2 separate regions of the Homo sapiens genome follow, and region 1 is linked to region 2. Evidence: read pairs that join two places in POLR2A ChIA-PET (ENCODE). Cell type or tissue: B cell. All regions are shown on one strand. Each heading gives the region's core, and the rest is flanking DNA. Links, peaks and the distances in the headings are about the cores only. Region 1 overlaps PLCG2 (phospholipase C gamma 2). Region 2 has its middle 49 kb from the start of PLCG2.

What was found. ChIA-PET counts read pairs that join two places held together with the same protein. Peaks named below come from ENCODE experiments on the same cell type or tissue, not always from the same donor. Only the 100,000 strongest peaks of a DNase experiment are listed, where the experiment ranks them.
Region 1: POLR2A ChIA-PET joins it to region 2 with 5 read pairs; 5 of 35 experiments call an interaction of 5 or more read pairs at or near these places.

What each region holds. Positions count from the first base shown.
Region 1 is chr16:81,794,612-81,797,514 of GRCh38, reverse strand. All of the region lies in intron 2 of PLCG2 (phospholipase C gamma 2), which reads right to left. Among named protein-coding and RNA genes, the nearest start is that of PLCG2, 17 kb to the right of the region's middle. In B cell, for the core only: no CTCF peak of the experiment used is centred there; a DNase peak (open chromatin) is centred at 1,235; H3K27ac peaks cover 2,500 bases.
Region 2 is chr16:81,728,993-81,731,895 of GRCh38, reverse strand. No RefSeq gene overlaps it. Among named protein-coding and RNA genes, the nearest start is that of PLCG2, 49 kb to the left of the region's middle. In B cell, for the core only: a CTCF peak has its summit at 1,473 (motif pointing right); DNase peaks (open chromatin) are centred at 1,395 and 2,289; H3K4me3 peaks cover 1,037 bases; H3K27ac peaks cover 890 bases.

The DNA.
Region 1 (2,903 bases), core at 118-2,617, 66 kb before region 2:
CACTCTTAGTCTGTGGGTCAGGACTACCGAAGGCCTGGCCCCAAGATCGGGCCTTGCATGAAAGCAGGAAAAGTCAACCCCAGGATTTCTGATTTCAACCCCAAACTGCACAGCACCTAAATCTCTCCCAAGACAAATCAAGACACATAATTTTGCGAGCCTGATATACAAAAACCCGCATTTATATCTAAGACAGACTAGGGGACAGGTAGTGGAGATAATTTTTTTTTTTTCAAAAATGATTCACCAAGGGACATCTTTAACTAGATCCCTCCCCCAACTCAGCACAATCCCTAAGACGTTGGACCTGCACTGACTTGTCAGGAACTCCAAATATACCTGCATTCCCAGAACTTGGTGCTATTTTGAGGGACAAATGCTGCCTCCCTCGTTTACCCACTACACTGTATTCCCTCTTACACCCTCAGGGCCCAGGCCAGAACCAACGCAGCTAGAAAATAACATGACACGTGGAAGAAAGCAACGCCTCTTAAATTCCGTTATGACAAACCACAACCCATCCATAGTATCAGTGGCTGAATGGGTAGGTCAATCCCTGTACTCACCCCGTTGCCCTCAGGCCCCTGTTACATGAGAGTGTATTTGTGTGTTAGGCCTGCCACTCATGAAATACCAAAAATTGGATGGCCGAAACAACAGAAGTTTGTCTCACAGTTCTGGAGACCAGAAGTCCAAAATCAAAGTGTTGGCGAGGCTGGTTCCTCCTGAGGGAGCACCCCTGGTGTTCCTTAGCTTGCAGATGCATGACTCAGATTTCTGTATCTGTCTTCACATGGCCTTCTCTCCCTGTGTCTCTCTCTCCTCTTCTCATAAGGAAACCAGTCATATTGGATTAGGGCCCACTCTATTCCATTATGATTTCATCTCAACTAATTACATCTGCAAAGACCCTCTTTCCAAATAAGATCACATTCTGAGTATGGGGATTAGGACCTTGACATATGAAATTGGTAAGGACAATTCAATCCGTAACAGGCACCCACCACTGCCCACAGCCCGGGAGCCAGACGATGTCCTCTTACAGGAGACCACCTCCAATCCACCCCTATGCCCAGGAAAGGCTGGCCGTGCCAAAGGATACTGATCTCCAAAGCAGCCTGCTCATGTGTGCTGGCTTTAAAAGGCATGGCCCATAGGAGGCCTCTCTCTCAGGGGTCCATCCTTGGGAGGTTGCAAAACCAAAGCTGTCACTGATGTGGCAGCAACAGAAAAAGCCAAGGTTTGGAGACAGTCTGTGCTGGGGAGGGGAGGGCCACATCTGTGAGAGAAACCCAAGAGGGCAGATGAGGCTGTCTAAGAGACATCACCATCAGCAGCTCTAGTTACAGACAGGAAAGTCCTCAGTGCCAGTGGCTCACCACTTCCCTTTCCATGCAGCCCAGCGATGAGACTGTTCATTCTCCTGGATTCCTACAAGACTCCCAAACCCTTACCATCAACCTGCTTATCAGCCTTCACTGGGGCACCTAGAGCTGCCTCTGTACCCTCCAAAATTAGGGGTTACAGAAAAGCCTGGAAGGATGCCCCCCAACTTAGGCCCTGTTCTTCTAGCATGCGGCTAGGGCATGTTTCCCAGCATCCCTTGCACTTGGTCACATGCCAAATTCTGTTCAATAGAAGGTGGGAGGGGGCCGGGCACAGTGGCCCATGCCTGTGATCCCAGCTCTTTGGGAGGCCAAAGCAGGAGGATCACTTGATCCGAGGAGTTCAAGGCTGCAGTGAGCTGTGATCACACCACTGTACTCCAGCCTGGGCAATAAGCAAGACCCCATCTCTTGGGGAGAAAAAAAAAAAGCAGGTGGGAGGAAACAGGTACATCCACTTCAGGTATGGCCCATAGAAACCTCCAACCTCCTGAGCCATCCTCTGCTCTTCCTCTTCCTCCATGCAGTGGTCACACAAAGGATCCTGCGGTAGCCTCCAACACCTTTGGAGATGATAGCACAGAGTCCCATTGTGATCAGACAGCAGAGTCCCACCCCCAATCCCACTGGATCATGATTTGAGTGAGTGAGAGATAAACTTACAGGAAGAAATAACTTGTTACTGCAATTAGGCTACCTTCACTAATAGGAAAGCTTTGTTGCTATGCCCTATGCCAGAATGCTCTCCCCACAGAGCTTCCCATGGCTCCCTCCTTCTCACCCTTCAAGTCTCAGCTCAAACATCACCTCTACAGAGAGGCCACCCTGAGGCCTTCCCCAGCTAGGCTAGTGCTCCTGACTAATGACTCCTTATTACAGTACCCTGTTCCTTTCCTTCCTAGCGTCTATCACGATCCAACATGATTGAATGTGTTAGTCTGACTTTTTCTGCTTTTCCTACAAGATTGTAAGATCCTCTAGAGATCTTCAGGGTCCTGTTCACTACTTTATCCCCAGTGACAAGCACATTGCCCAACACACATCAGGTCCTCTTTGAGTATTTGCTAAATCAACAAAGGAACAAATTCTAAGAACATTCTAAGGTTGTCATCCAGGATAGAAGACAACTCTTGAAAACAAGACAAGCAATTCCTCAGCTATTCAGCATAAGAGAAGGGCTATAGCACCATCAAGAATAAAAATGTCAACTCTACTTTTCACACTGGCATGCTCCAAAGTGGAGGACACATACTCCAGGGGGAGCAGGACAATCCATCGGGTGCAGGAAGGAAAATCCTCATATAAATGGAAAATGTAGTATTTATCCCATCCTTTCTACAATGCCATCTTGCCTTTATGCTGGATGATGATAATGATGACATCAACGACAGCAAGAGCAAAAAATACTTAAGCACATCCTCTGTGCCAGATACTATTGAAGGATTTTACATATATCACGTCATTTACTTATCACAAGAGTCTTATGGGGTGTGTTCTTCAACTATTCTCATTTTATAG
Region 2 (2,903 bases), core at 179-2,678:
AACGGCTTCGGCACTGACCGAGTAGTTCAGTGAAACATTAATAGCTGAGAGAGCCAGTGCCCTTCTACAAAGGCTGGAATGTCACAAAAGCCCACCAAGAGTTTTGCCTGGGCCTTTCCTGGGCCTTGAAGCATGACAGGATAACGAAGGAATTCTTAACAGGACCTGTTTAGGATTAAACAAGTTTTACTGGGGGTCTGAAATAACTCCCCAGGCCTCCACAGGCAAGTTTATTGGGGGTCTGAAGGAACTCCCCAAACCCCCATGATTTAGCAGGAGACAAGATAAGGGTAATCACCGCAGCACCTGGACCCATTTAGATTAAATAAATTTACTGAGGCTCCAGAGGAAGAGCTTCAGGACTCAGACCTTAGTTATAGAAGTTAATCACGGCTAGGCATGGTGGCTCAAGCCTGTAATCCCAGCACTTTGGGAGGCCCAGGTGGTTGGATCACAAGATCAGAAGGTCGAGACCAGCCTGACCAACATGGTGAAACCCTGTCTCTACTAAAAATAGAAAAATTAGCCTGGGCGGGGTGGTGCATGCCTGTAATCCCAGCTACTCAGGAGGCTGAGGCAGGAGAATTGCTTGAACACAGGAGGCACAGGTTGCAGTGAACTGCAGTGCACTGCACTCCAGCCTGGGTGACAGAGTGAAACTCCGTCTCCAAAAAAAAAAAAGAAAGAAAGAAAGAAGTTAATCACTTATGTCTTTAGATGAATACACACTCAGACGTAGACATATAGCTTAGAAGGTACATAATCTCTGGAAAACTTTGTAATTTTGAGTTGGTCTGGGGATAATTTCCAGGCCTTCTCCCTGCACCCGGTTACAGAAATCAACTCCTTCCTTTCCCCGTTCATCTGCATCTCGTTATTGGGCCGCGAGAATAAGCAGCCCCACCCTCAGTTTGGTCCGGAAACACTCCTGTTAAGGGGACGACGACAGGAGCATGCCAGAACACTCTTATGCCAAGACAACTTCCAGATTGGGGACTGAGTCCGCCCCTGAGAGGGCAGTCCCTGGACCCCAAGGTGGGGAAGCCTGGGCCCCCATCTCAGGGGGTTCCCCATCCGCTACCCCAGGAGCCAGCGCAAGGCCGAAGCCACGTCTGGGCGGCAAGGGTCGGGGCGGGCTGGGTGCAGCAGGGAGCCCCGCCCATTCTGGGCATCCTGCCTCTGGCAGGGTTGTGCTCTTAGGTGGAGCCACCGCCTGCAGGACCCAGGTCTGTGCCCTCTGCTTCCCTCAGCCTCACAGAGCCTCCCAGCCCGGGCTCCCGCAGCTGCAACGCTGGGCAGGGAAGCCGGGTCTCCATGACAACGTTGACGTCACCGGCCCGGGGCTGGGAATTGCCTCCCGCCCCCAGCAGCGGCCAGGCCCAGCCCCAGCCCGGATCTGCAGCAGCTGGGACCCCAGGAGCGTTGGCGCCTCCGACCCTGTCCTCTGACCTTCCCGTCCTGGCCACCAGGGGCAGACAGGCGTGAACGGGCCAGCCAGGCTCTCACCTGCCTGCCACCTTCCCGAGATCCCGCTTCTTCCCGCCCTTCCCTTTTGTCCTCAAATTGCTCTCAGCTGGTTGCAAGCTCAACAGACCTCGCTTCCTGTTTCATTAACTGGAAACCCCCTCCCGGGAGAATGTGCATTTTAATAGAATGTGGGGAGCGATGAGCTCGCTGCTCTCTCGATGGCTTCACCTCTGCCTCCCTTTACTCCACAATACAGAACAACTCCCAGGCCGGGCGCAGTGGCTCACGCCTGCAATCCCAGCACTTTGGGAGGCCAAGGCGGGCGCATCATCTATGGTCGGGAGTTCGAGACCAGCCTGACCAACAAGGTGAAACCCCCGTCTCTACTAAAAGTACAAAAATTAGCTGGGCATGGTGGCGCATGCCTGTAATCCCAGCTACACGGGAGGCTGAGGCAGAAGAATCACTAGAACCCGGGAGGCGGAGGTTGCGGTGAGCCGAGATCACGCCATTGCACTCCAGCTTGGGCAACAAGAGCAAAACTCCATCTCAAAAAAAAAAAAAAAAAAAAACAAAAAACCTCCCAGATTATCATATAGCCCCTCCCACATCCCGGGCGTCTACCCTGTAACAGCTTCCCACTGCCCTAGTGCTGAGACTTCAGAGGCCTCGGCTCTCTACAGCGGCCCAGACCCCCGTACCTCCTCCTGTTCCTCCTCCTCCTCCTCCCCACTTCCAGCATCTGTTCCGCCGACGAATTGCCAGGCTCTGCCTCGGGGCCTCCGCACATGCTCTTCCCTCTGCCTGCAAGGCAGTTTCCTCCTCCGCCTCCCCTCGGGCTGGAGACTCCAGCTGCTCTCCAGGCCTAGGCTCGCAGGTGAGCTCAGTGCTGCCCCCTCTTGAAGGCGCTCACAGCAGCCTGCACTTCCTTTCGGCCCTCCTTGCTGTCCCCAGGGTGAGGACAGTTAACAATAACGTGGTGTGTGTTTCCAAACAGCGACAAGAGACGTCTGAATGTTCTCACCACAAAGAAATGATCAAGGTTTGGGGTGATGGATTTGCTGGTTACCCTGATTTGATCATTACACAATGTATACATGTATGGAAACCATAAATATGTACCATTGCCAAGTATTGTGAACCCCAAAGTATCTGAGACAGGGCTCAATCAATTTAGAGAGTTTATTTTGCCAAGTTTAAGGACGTGCCGGTGACACAGCCTCAGGAGATCCTGAATGTGTCGAAGGAGGTCAAGGTACAGCTTGTTTTTATACATTTTAGGGAGGCGTAATACGTCAATATGTGTAAGACTGACATTGGTTCCATCTGGAAGCGTGGGACAACTCAAAGTGTGCAGGGCCTTCCAGGTTGTAGATGGATGTAAATTTTTCTGATTGCCAATTGGTTGAAAAGTTATTATCGGTAGTAAGAAATGT